Linked DNA regions of Homo sapiens: regions 1, 3 and 4 are each linked to region 2. Evidence: chromatin contacts called from ENCODE Hi-C or POLR2A ChIA-PET data. All regions are on one chromosome and are shown on one strand. Each heading gives the region's core, a stretch centred on a gene start or an enhancer-like site at or near the end of the contact. The rest is flanking DNA. Distances are from core to core; before and after follow the strand shown.

Region 1 (2,991 bases), core at 58-2,557, 610 kb after region 2:
GAAAGGGATTCGCATGGTGGGAATGGCATTTGCCCATCTCCATTTTCGAGGCCTCTCTCTGGGTTCAACAGTTCTTCTAAGATCACATATGGCTGTCTGGCCACTTTAGTTGTAAGCTTTCTCTGCTTCCAAGAGATGTGAACTCATTTCAAGCAGCTCATTGGCAGCCCTCCTGCCCATTCTATGCATATTTTACAGAGGAGAGCTTTGAAGCTTAAGCAAAATGGCATTTGCAAGGTCACAGAGCTCACTGGTGGCAGAGCTGGGATACAGGACTATTGGATTCAAAGCCCCCCACCCACTCTTTACCTCCCTCCCCTTTCTAAAGCATGACCCACTGGAGCTTTCACGGTGGGGGCTATAGATTGTGGAAAAAAGTGGCAACATGACTGTGAACTTGCATCTGATCCAGTGATTCCAAATTCCCTTACAATTGAGGCAGAGACTCCGCCAAAGGGACTGGTGAGCCCTGTGACTGGCCCCATCACCATGACAACACTCCTGTTCCAGCGCCTCAAGGGATCTCCACTCTCCTACCTTCTCACGTAGGTGGGAAAGGTGGCGTCCTCACCTACATGTACGGCCAGGACTCCCATAATTTAAGAAGAGCCAGCTAGATCACTAAAATGGTCTCCATGCTACACGTTACAACTGCACATCTCAGCACCCAAAGCCTTCACTGGAGAGAGAAAACCGTGCCTGGGTGACTCGTGACTCGACATTGGCTCCGGACGTGTCAGTACAGAGGAACGTCGGTACCGGATCCCAGACATAGGGCTGAGCCCAGCTGGTTCTCATTCTCTTCTGGGGCCAGGCCTGCTGCTGGTTTCATTTAATTGAATATTTTGATTGTTTGATTTCTGTAGCCAGAAGCCTGTAGGCAGTAAATGCCCTTTTCCATCAGTTCAAGAAAGAAAATGTACCTGCCGAGGTAGTATCTGCTTCGCTGAGCTGCTGACTTATTTTAAGAACTAAATCTTTCCTGTTACTATATTTTTCACTCTGGGGTGTGCGCGCTCCAAGACTGACAGTAACTCAGGTCTAGGACAGGAGCGTCCTCTCGGCGATGACTTAGCGCCACCTACTGACCACTTGCTCAACAGCGGCCACGTTCAGCAACCACGGTGATCTCGACAGACACGAAAATGTTCTGTGCTCTCAACGAGAAGTTCTGCATGTATTCTTCCCTTCTCACATAGCAGAGCTTGCCTAGCAGAATTGTGCTCCTTTTATTTTTTAATATAAGTAAGTTAAGACACAGGGCTCCAGCAAGAAAGCTGAGCAAGTTCTCCATTTGGCAACTGTTTCATACTTCCCGACTTTGGCGGCTGTCATTTATAAATGATGAGCTCATGAGTGAGGAGGCTGATGCAACCCCCAGGGGCCCAAAACACAAGCATGGAGAAAGACAGCCCTCCTGTGGGATCTGATGCAATCGTCTTGTCTTCTTTAGGCTTTGATACCAGTGTTTCTAAACTTTAGGTGCAAGATTATCCTCACAGCACCTCTAAGGAGTATAAACCCCAGGGTTATTACTTACCGGTTACCACAGCAACTCATATGTAAAGAGTTGGAAAGTCCTTCCTCTGTGGTGATTGAGAGTAGACATGGAGCTGTTTGCAACCCCCTAAACACATTGCCCCCTTGCCACACAATAGCAAAAATTGAGAATTATCATCCTGTCACCACCCAGTGGCTCTGGGCCCTCAAGCTCCCAATTACTTACAGATATCTACAGCAGAGTCTCTTGACCTTCGCACCATCGGGTCAGATAGGTCTTTGTTGTTGGGAGGCTGCCTGCGCATTATGAGCATTTAGTAGTATCCTTGGCCTCTACCCACTGGTGTCACTGGCACCCCACCACTGTCCCCAAACCTCCACCCCTGTTATAACAATCAAAATACCTATAGACATTGCCAAATGTTTCCTGGGGGTACAAAATCACCTCTGCTTAAGAACCACCTATCTGGAAGGCAAATACATGGAATATAAGAAGAACAACAACAGTAATAATTACTAGTACTGCTATCATTTAAAAGGTAAAATTGCACCACCAGCTAATGGATAAGTCATCGGCTTCCTAAAAGGCACTAATTACGTGCTGAGACTTTTATGGCCTTATCTTATTTAGTCTTCACAACCAAGAAACCAGTCTGTGTTGACAAAACATTCACATTACAAGGAAACTGAAGATCAGAGATGCCAAGTAACTTGGCCAAGGGTGCAGAGCTGTCAGTGGCTGAACTACCATTTGAAACCAGACTTTCCTGACTGTAAAATCTGAGCCTGTCACCACCTCCAGATCCTGAGGTCACATAGCACAGATAGTTCTGGAACAGTCCTCACTCTCAAAAGTTCTGCCAGAGTATGCTAGCACTATTCAAATAATATATCTAGATTTAGATTTAAAGACATAAAGACTGTAGCTATCCTCTGTAAGAAATTGACCCAAAGTGTGACTGCTGTGGAGGTTTTCCAATAGGGGAATAGAGCGGGCCAGAGTCTTGGCCAGTAATTGACTGTATGGCCTTTATTTGGGGTCAGTTACTTAAGCTCTTGAAGTCTCTTCTTGTTCATATATAAGATAAAAAATTTTGTCAGAGCAATGGTACTCAACTCTGGCTGCACATTAAAATCACTTGGGTAGCTTTTTGCCATGGTTTGGATCTGTGTCCCCACCCAAATCTCATGTAATCCCCAATGTTGGAGGTGGGGCCTGGTGTGAGGTGGGATTGGATCATGGGGGCAGATTTCCCCCTTGGTACTGTCCTCAAGATACTGAGTTCTCATGAGATCTGGTTGTTTAAAAGTATGTGGCACCTCCCTTCTCTTTCTCTTTTGCTCCTGCTCCTACCGTGAAGACATATCTGCTCCCCATTTGCCTTCTGCCATAATTGTAAGTTTCCTGAGGTCTTCCCAGAAGCCAAGCAGATGCCAGCATTGTGCTTCCTGTACAGTCTGTGGAACCATGAGCCAATTAAACCTCTTTTC
Region 2 (2,976 bases), core at 38-2,537:
CTGCTTCTGCTGTTTTCTAAAATGCCAAGGGGCCATATTTTGGAGCAGCCTGTCCTGAACTCCAACAGCAAAGGTAGAACAGGGCAGAGTGATAGCCTGGTCAGGAAGTGAATGAATGGGACTCACAGCCACACTGATTGTCTCTAGTGACACCAAGAGCTCAGGTGAGGCTAAATCAGCCAGGAACCCCCAGGGGCCCAAAGAGGATGGTCAGGAGTAGGAGGAAGACATCACAAGTCATAGAAAAGAGATAGGAGGGCCGTTTTCTCTGCATATGCCAGTTATAACAGTTGAATTTGCACTCCCCAGTACTCCTAGAGACTCTAACATTGTGAGAAAGCCAATTCTTTCAGAATGTGGAAGACTCGTCAGTTGGACCTGCCAAATCCACCTGTATACTTTGCTATAGTATCAGAAATGATTCTTTTTTATTTTCTCTCTCCCCAAGGACCAAGATGGATTTCCAGCCTGGATGTTTTGGCGGGGATTCTACCCAGCGGTGGGGGGAAGAACCACGTGCCCTTCCAACCTTGCGTCAGCAATCCCATGAGGCCCGCCATGAGTCACTGCCAGTGGCCCAGACTCAGTTGTGTGGAGTCTCACACCCTGGGGCGAAACTAGCTAAGTTCATGGGTCTTTCCTGTCTGTGTTCTCAGTGACTCACCCGAAACAGATAATAACAGTGAGGTTGGGCACACCATGTGACTGGTGCCAGCCAGAACAGGTCATGCTGTTAACCCTTGGATCCCAGGCCACCAACTGCTGACTCCCAGGCCCTGGGACAGGCCCATGACACACTTGAGTGGTATCTCCTTCCTATCTCTCTGGGATACTTGGTCAAGGTTTCAGTTTTGGAAATATGACCTTCCCTTGTAAAGGATCTCAAACTTGGGGTGGTTACTGATAGAGACTGCATCAATAACTATTACCCAGGAGGGGCCCATTGTCCTAAAACACCACCAGAGCACAAGTGAGGAGTTTTCATTCATCAAATTGGGTGTTCTTCAAAGTTTGCCAAGGTGCAGATCCTGACCCCTTTCCTGGTTCTTTCCATCAGTTGGGTGATTCCCAAAGTCTGGGGAAAGAAAGAGAAAGGAGGAATTTAAGAATGGAACAGATGATTTCTCCCACCTCAGACAAGCAGACTGTGAGCTCACCGTGTATCTTAAGTATTTGTGGGCAGGGTCCCAGGCAGGACTGTAACATGTCAGCATATGACTTAAAGGCTTGGTGACAGAACAAGGATCCACCCAGCTCAGCTGCCCTGCCAGGGTGTTCTCATTGCCTCGCCAGCTTCAGATCACTCCCCAGGGATGCTGCATTCATTATGAAAACCTCTGGTCAAGGTTGAAAGCCTGCAGGATATGTACTATGACCTCATAATTCACATGGGATAGTCCAGAGGTCTCTAAGACTCTCCAAAATATTATTATGATGCAACCTTTACCCCATAATATGTGACAGAGCATAACTCAAAATTTAAGTGATCCTTTGCTGACCCTTAATGAGGTTAAAGTGAAAAAACAAAACAAACAAACAAACAAAAGACAAGATGAGCTGAGATGCTGAGGCTGGGCAGTGATCTGAGTGCTGAGGGTTGCTGATTCTTCAAGATACACATTGCTCCAGGTCATGGGGCAGGGTGTATATGTACATATGTGTGTGAGTGTGAGAGAGTGGGGGACTGGGTAGGAGACTGGAGTAGGGAGAGGGATGGGACATGTTGCTATGGAGAGAGAGCAGTGAAACAGGCAGTACGAAAGAATACGATCATGTCAGACAGTCGAGGATCTGGGTCTCAGCCCTGACATTCACTACCCAGGTGGCTTTGACAATTCATGAGTCTTCTCTCTTTCACCTGTAAAGTGGGGTAACAAAGGTAGATTTGTTAAGTGAGGAGATAATATGTGTAATTGCCTAGGAGAGTTCTAGTCACATAGCAGATCATCAGTGGAGGTCCACTCCAATGATGACTGACAACTAGCTGAGAAGTGAATGAGCAAGCCAGGCCAGAAAATTTTATGAACAGTGAAAACTGCAGCCCAAAGTTCTGTGTATTTCTCAACAGGAAAACAGCTGTATCCTATTTTATGGTGTACAAATACTTTCACTTATGTCACCTCATTCTTCCTCTCAGAAACCCTCTAAGGAATTTATTGTAGTGATGAGGAAACTGAGGCCCAAGACCACACAGTCGGCAAGGCTGGAACTGGACCCTAAGTCCTATGCATCTTTATGCTACCCCATGAGGGAGCAGCTGCAAGTCATGAACACACGTCCATCATGCAGCATCATGGGTGTGGCACCCAAAGGATGAGCTGGAAAATGAAACATTATAAAGATTTTGTGTTAACTGCAGAAACTCTAGAAACCAGGCATTGATTCCTCCACTCCAGAAATATTTATTGAGGATCTACAATGTGCTGGGCACTGATCCCAATGCTGAGGATATGTCAATGAACCAACTAAACAAAGCCCGGATTCCTAAGAGACAACAGTAAACAATAAGCATAGTAAGTGAGTAAAGTGTGTCGTATTTTAGAGGGTGTTAAGTGCTTTGGGAAGAGGAAGGAGTAGAGCAGAGTAAGAAGGATCTGGATTGCAGGCCACAGGATGGTTGCAATTTAAAGTAAGTTAATCCAAGTCAACCAGACTAGGGAAAAGATTTAAGTTGGGGGTCAAGGGAGTGAGGAGTGAATACCCAGAAGCAGAGTGTTCCAGGCAGAAAGGAAAGTCAGAGTCAAGTCCTAAGGCAGGCAGATGCCTGGCATATTTGGGGAAACTTCAACACCCAGAGCACAGTGCTGGCACCATGAAGATTGATGGATTGATTATGATGGTGGATCACCAGCCCACAAGCTCAGTTTTATGGTTTCTAGAAAGTCTATTCAAGACTACAAGGCCCTTCCACTGATACACTCACAAATCTGAGCCTCTTGGGCCAGTACATTGAATGAGATAGTATCGTTTTAGTAA
Region 3 (2,700 bases), core at 179-2,678, 750 kb after region 2:
ACTGAGCACAGATGTTTCCACTTCTTCATCATCTGTCACAGGCCCTTTTAATTCTTCACTGAAATCACTCATACCTATTACAAGATGAGATATCAGTTACTTTCTGTACATCTTAATCCACAGTCTTCTGAGTTGTACAGAAAAACGGCTATCTTTTTATCTAATAAATATAATTTGATTAGCAAAATGCATTATACCTGTCAGCTCTTTTAAAGTAAAAAATGAATTTAACTATGTCAGCAACAGCCAAAATGAATGATCCATTAAAGACCGAACCACTAATGTTTCAAGTCCATGTAAAGATAAATAAGATACTGCCCCTCTAATTTAAAAAATCTCAAGTCTAGACGAAGAAACAGCAAAACGTATAATAACAAAACAATATGAAAAGTACAGTAAGAATAGAAGTAGCAGCTAATATTTATTAGGCCCTTACTATGCACTAGAAGTATAAATTATCTAATTTAATCCCCACAGCAATCCTGAGGTGGGTACTATTACTTTCTTCCATGTGAAGGTTGAAAAAACTGAGGGGCTTAGTGAAATGATGGAACCTGCCTAACATCACAAAAAATGGTGAGGACGATAGTCTAGGAAATAGAACACCAAACTACTTGGCATGACTAGAATTCGAGGTGCGTGTGGAGGAGGGGTGCGGAAGGTGAGAAACGAACCTAGAAAAATCATCATAAGCCAAGGTGAGTTTAGACTTACTCCTAAAGATGCTCAGGGCCCCTTCCTCATTACCCATATGAAATCGAGTATTAGTGCCCCTGATACTACCTCCAAATTTCCCCTATTTCCCCTCTTCAATCCTACAGCACTACTCTAGTTCAAGACCCCTTCAAACAGTGCCTAGATTACCGCATCAGCTTTCTAAACAATTACCCTGGCTCAGATTTTGCATCTCTGCATTATACCCAGAGTAAACCTTCTAAATTCAAAGCATGTGGCTAGGAGTATGAATTATAAGTAACAACTGAATTTGAATCCGACCCATCACGTGTTTTCAGGAGTAGTTACACAAATCCTCCCTTTCCAAATCCTCAAAAACCCAAATTGGTGACCCGCAGTTGCCACGGCAACCAAAGCTTCTCTATCCCCTTCTTTCGTTTTCAGACCCCAAGGGTTTCAGGTATTAGGAGGAAATATCAGGAGAACATGGATGAATCCTGACACACCCCTTCCCGTTCCATTTAAACGCAGGAACCACGGGCGATATCTGCGGCACTTACCCGCCTAAATTTAGAGCTCCTCAGTAAAGCTAAACTCAGTCTCCGACTCCGGCCCACGTGAAGAAATTCCCACCGGAAGACGAGTTAGGAGAGCTTTATATGAGCAGGCGCTAAACCTGGTTTAGGTATTTAGGCAGCGCGCGGCCCGGCTCGTAACTCCTCCTGCTGCAGCAGGCGTATCGTTGGCCTCGCCTCGACCCCGGAAGTGACTTCTGGAAGTGACCCAGGAAGTGACAGTGAGCTGCCTCTCTGCGATTGGTTTTGCCCGAGTTTTATTTTTGTCTGTCTCAGCTAGAAAGTGGGAGACTTTCATTTAAAATGGAAATTGGGGCGAGGGGTTGGCGGCTGGGCGAAGGGAGCATTCAAAAGCGGAGAATGTCACTTTACCCGAGAAATTCACTACGATGGGCCATTGGTTTCTGCTCGGCTCGCAGGCGCACTGCACGAGTGGAGGTGTGGCTAGTGGCTGTGATGAGATAAATCCATGCATAGCCTTTTCATTGCGAGCTTGAAAGTTCTTTTCTATTACAGTTTTAGCTTTAGGTTTAATTGGTTCGACTGCCTTCTCCACAATTTGGGCGAGAATTTCCTTTGCCTTCTCAGCAAAAGTTGTTCTGCGGACCCGTCTGGGTCAACTTTCATGAGGGACATTGAGACAAACAAATGAAATATGGGTTAAAGGTAAGATGGTTAAACCGTGTGAAATGAGAGACAGTTGAGGGGTTCTAGGGAAGATGATCCCGGAAAAGGACTGCAGGCCCATGGAAACGCAGTGTGCTTCTCCAATATTTGGAGGGCTGATCAGTGAAAGAAGGATCAGACCCTTTTTCTTAGCAGCAGAGAACAGAACTAGGACTAATAAGTGAAAGGTAAAGGGAGGCTGCTTTCAAGTCACAGCAAGAAAGAATTTTGTCCACAAATGAGGATGCACAAATATAGCATAGGCTCCCCCAGGAATCACTGAGTTTCCTCTGTGTAGGTGAACAGTTTGAGTAGAATCGGAGTATCGGAGAGGAAATTAAAGGGTCTGGTAAGAGTTTGAGGCCGGGCGCGGTGGCTCATGCCTGTAATCCCAGCCCTTTGGGAGGCCGAGGCAGGCGGAAAGTTTGAGCTCAGGAGTTCGAAACCAGCCTAGTCAACATGATGAAACCCCGTCCCTACAAAATAAAAATAAAAAAAAATAAGCTGGGGTGATGATGCATGCCTCTAGTCCCAGCTACTCGGGAGGATGAGGTGGGAGGATCACCTGAGCCCAGGGAGGTCGAGGCTGCAGTGAGCTGTGATCACCCTACTGCACTCCAGCCTGGGCGACAGAATGAGACCCTGTCAAAAAAAATTTTGTACATGGATTCCTTAAAATGCTACAAATAGTTGATTCTATGTTGTCTTCTGCATAAAACAATATGCAGTAGTTAAGGACTTGCAAGAAAAGTTCCTTCTGCTGCTCTCTCTGTCATTAGTTCTT
Region 4 (3,044 bases), core at 136-2,635, 580 kb before region 2:
CTGCTGCCTTGCAGTTCGATCTTGGACTGCTGTGCTAGCAGTGAGCAAGGCTCCGTGGGCATGGGACCTGCTGAGCCATGTGCAGGATATAATCTCCTGGTGTGCCGTTTGCTAAGACCGTTGGAAAAGTGCAGTATTAGGGTGGGAGTGTCTCGATTTTCCAGGTACTGTCTGTCACGGCTTCCCTTGGCTAGGAAAGGGAATTCCCCGACCCCTTGCGCTTCCTGGGTAAGGCGATGCCCTGTCCTGCTTCAGCTCACACTCTGTGGGCTGCACCCACTGTCCAACAAGTCCCAGTGAGATGAACCTTGTACCTCAGTTGGAAATGCAGAAATCACCTGTCTTCTGTGTCTCTCACGCTGGGAACTGTAGACTGGAGCTGTTCCTATTTGGCCATCTTGGAGGGAGCTATGAAACAAATGTCTTTAAGAGTGCTAACACTTCAGCCTAAGACTGCAGGTGGGAATTCATGAAAATTAATTGCTAAAATCCTGATGGAATGGAATAGCAGAATGAGATAGCTGTGTTTTCTTTATACAGTATTTAAGCCATATTTCTGCATAGCTAGGGACTGTGCAAGTGTTTTTCTTTGCTTCTGATACCACAGTTACAAAGGATTCCACTGGTGCCACTCAGGAAACAGTGAAGTATTTCTGTGTCCTGTGTTTCAATTCCTGACATCTTAAAGATGGCGGCTGCCATCGTTTTCTACAGTATCTCAAGCTCATTCTCCACCAGATGGCAGCACTGAAGTTCAGAGGCCTTCAGCACAGAGCCTCCTTGCCTGGTGAATACAAATGCAAAGCTTTAAGCTCCTTCACACAAGTTAGACTCTCATTCTCTCTCCTACCTCCCCTCCCCCACTGAAGGCAACCCCTTCCAATAATCAGCCTTCTAGACTAAAATAGAAGCTTTTAACATTTTAATGTCTTGTCACATTACTCACCAGTCTCATCTAGGTCCAGGAAACCATTTCCTGGAGGCCTCTTTTTTATTTGTGTTCATTAGCTGCGCTAATACATTCTCTTGGAAACCACAGTTTAATAAATTTCATAGCGCATAACCAGTGGACTTAATGAATATTAGTCACTCGGAGCAATTTTTGTTTATTCAGCTTCTCTTTCCTCTCCTCCCTTCCCCTACCCCAGACCTCATTCTGTGGAATGATAATAATACACAGAGAGCTGGCTGGTTACAGAAGACTCTAAAAACAAGAAGAAAAAGGATCTTTCTGAGCTCACACCTGTTTTAAGGTTTGTTATCCTTAAAACGAAAAGCTGTAGGGATTCACTCAGCTCTTTCCTTGTAGCTCCCAGTGGACTTTGCTGTTAAACCACAGGGAGGAGCCCAGCCTTCAGAGCACTTAAAAGTACTTATGTCAAATCCATCCCATTCTTCCGGCCTCCGTTTCTCAATCCAGCCACCATTCCCAGGGGCTGGAGCACATTACAAGGCATTCACTTCATATGAATGGGCACACACAGACTTTTTCACCATTTCGATATGTCTAACATTTGCAGGCACATCCTGTAGGCTGCCTGAAACAGCCTTAATTTCAATTTACTGTCTCCCCAAGGATCTTGCCATTCTGCGGAAAGTAGAAAACTCAATGGTCGTTTCTCCTCTCCGACCTCTCACCCCAGGCTCTCTCTGCCCTCCTCCTCTTTCAAGGAAAAGCTGTATTGGGAGGAACATTTTGCTCCAGATGAATAGAATGAAGTTTTGATGCTTCTAACAGCACGTATGATCTTTTATTTTTAAAAAATAATGAGCAAGTTACATCAGATTACCACATTTGGAAACTGTTCAAAGTCGGCATACAAAGCCCAGTAAATGCTGTCTTGGGTCCTCCTGGAATATGATTACACAAGACAGCATGAAATCATAGTCTTGAAGTTTTACGTTGTCGTTTGTAACCCGCTAGGTCTAACTCTATATAACTTTTTAGTATGGAAATTTCCAAATATGTATACAACTTGAGAAAATACTGTAATGAACCTCAAGGTACCTGTCCTTTAACTTTCACATTAATCAACATTTGGCCAATCTTATTTTATCAAATCCTCTTCTCACACATGCCTGTCTTTTTTGCTTGGAGATTTAAAAACAAATGACAGATGTGTCTTTTTCTCTGTAAACAGTTTGGCATGCTTTGCTAGCTGATAAGAGCTTTCTATTTTTAGCATAATCACCATGCCAATATCACACTTAACATAATTAATGGTAATTCCTTAGTCATCTAATACCTAGTCCATTTTAATTTTTTTCCTGATTACCTCAATATTTTTTTTACTAGTTCAGAATCCAAACAAGACCCACTCATTGCATTAGTTGTTTTTTCCTTAAGTCTCTTTTGTTTTGCAACAGGTCCTCCTCCTTCTTCTCCTCTTCCTCCTCCTCCTCCTCTTCCTTCTCCTTCTCTAGTTTTATGCCATAGATCTGTTGGTTATACCAAGATTTTTGTCTATAGAAATATTTCATACTGTACATTTGACTGATTGTTTCCTTGTGGTGTCATTGAATTTGTTCTTGTACTGTTAGGGATATTTCTGGCAGAGAAAAAGTTAGCTGAGTTTTTCACTCTTATACTGAATAAAAACCAGTAGAATACAGAGGGAAATCCTCATTTTGCTTTGGCATCTGGAGCTACACTTACTGTTAATTCATTCAGCAAATATTAATTAGCTCTTGTAATGTACCAGGCACTGTACTGGGCTTTGGGAATGCAGAGTGACTAAGGGGGTTGGGAATATGGGATAACTGAGAAAATCATGGACCTTATCCTTGTGAAACTTAGGAGTCGTGGGTTTCAAAGCACCACTTAAAAAAACACCTGTGTTGGGTTCTCCTAACACTCTTGTAACGTCCATCAAGTTGTAAAGCCCTCTTAAATTTACTGAAGAATACCGAGGATGAAGTGATAGGTGCTGTAGACAGGAACTATACAAGAAATCACTAATGGAGAAGTCAGACACCATTCCCCTTGGACTTTTGGATTTCGCTCTTTTGATAAATTAATTTTAGATCCTAAACTCTGTCACAGG

Evidence for each region. Hi-C counts contacts between places; a loop is a spot of excess contacts on that map. ChIA-PET counts read pairs that join two places held with the same protein, here RNA polymerase II (POLR2A). Pooled maps may share reads with other maps.
Region 1: a loop to region 2 is called in a map of naive thymus-derived CD4-positive, alpha-beta T cell, with 5 times the contacts of the local background. The contact joins the enhancer-like site here to the promoter of LINC01655 in region 2. A Hi-C loop is called at or near these places in 3 of 168 maps with a recorded cell type or tissue (PC-9, chondrocyte and naive thymus-derived CD4-positive, alpha-beta T cell), 6 of 37 single-sample maps with no recorded cell type and 10 of 50 pooled maps. POLR2A ChIA-PET finds 5 or more read pairs at or near these places in 2 of 52 experiments (H1 and activated CD8-positive, alpha-beta memory T cell).
Region 3: a loop to region 2 is called in a pooled map, with 2.9 times the contacts of the local background. The contact joins the promoter of TAF1A-AS1 here to the promoter of LINC01655 in region 2. A Hi-C loop is called at or near these places in 2 of 37 single-sample maps with no recorded cell type and 4 of 50 pooled maps.
Region 4: a loop to region 2 is called in a pooled map, with 8 times the contacts of the local background. The contact joins the enhancer-like site here to the promoter of LINC01655 in region 2. A Hi-C loop is called at or near these places in 1 of 168 maps with a recorded cell type or tissue (ascending aorta), 3 of 37 single-sample maps with no recorded cell type and 2 of 50 pooled maps. POLR2A ChIA-PET finds 5 or more read pairs at or near these places in 1 of 52 experiments (PC-9).

Annotation. Positions count from the first base shown.
Region 1 is chr1:222,454,229-222,457,219 of GRCh38, forward strand. No RefSeq gene overlaps it. Among named protein-coding and RNA genes, the nearest start is that of TRT-TGT2-1, 9.3 kb to the right of the region's middle. RefSeq lists an enhancer at 1,157-1,206. Within about 2 kb of position 1,308, at least 10 of the 41 ENCODE cell types and tissues checked have a DNase peak (open chromatin) inside an H3K27ac peak, as active enhancers do.
Region 2 is chr1:221,839,379-221,842,354 of GRCh38, forward strand. LINC01655 (long intergenic non-protein coding RNA 1655) reads right to left here and starts at 1,288. Exons shown (of 4, transcript NR_125989.1): 1 at 1,158-1,288; 2 at 930-1,075. RefSeq lists enhancers at 1-1,172, 1-68, 439-488.
Region 3 is chr1:222,588,492-222,591,191 of GRCh38, forward strand. TAF1A-AS1 (TAF1A antisense RNA 1) reads left to right here and starts at 1,429. Exons shown (of 3, transcript NR_110613.1): 1 at 1,429-1,471; 2 at 1,767-1,916. It overlaps TAF1A (TATA-box binding protein associated factor, RNA polymerase I subunit A), which reads right to left and starts at 1,442. Exons shown (of 11, transcript NM_005681.4): 1 at 1,236-1,442; 2 at 1-74. The coding sequence starts at 72. RefSeq lists enhancers at 1,409-1,942, 1,943-2,475.
Region 4 is chr1:221,263,213-221,266,256 of GRCh38, forward strand. No RefSeq gene overlaps it. Among named protein-coding and RNA genes, the nearest start is that of LINC02817, 72 kb to the right of the region's middle. Within about 2 kb of position 1,386, at least 2 of the 41 ENCODE cell types and tissues checked have a DNase peak (open chromatin) inside an H3K27ac peak, as active enhancers do.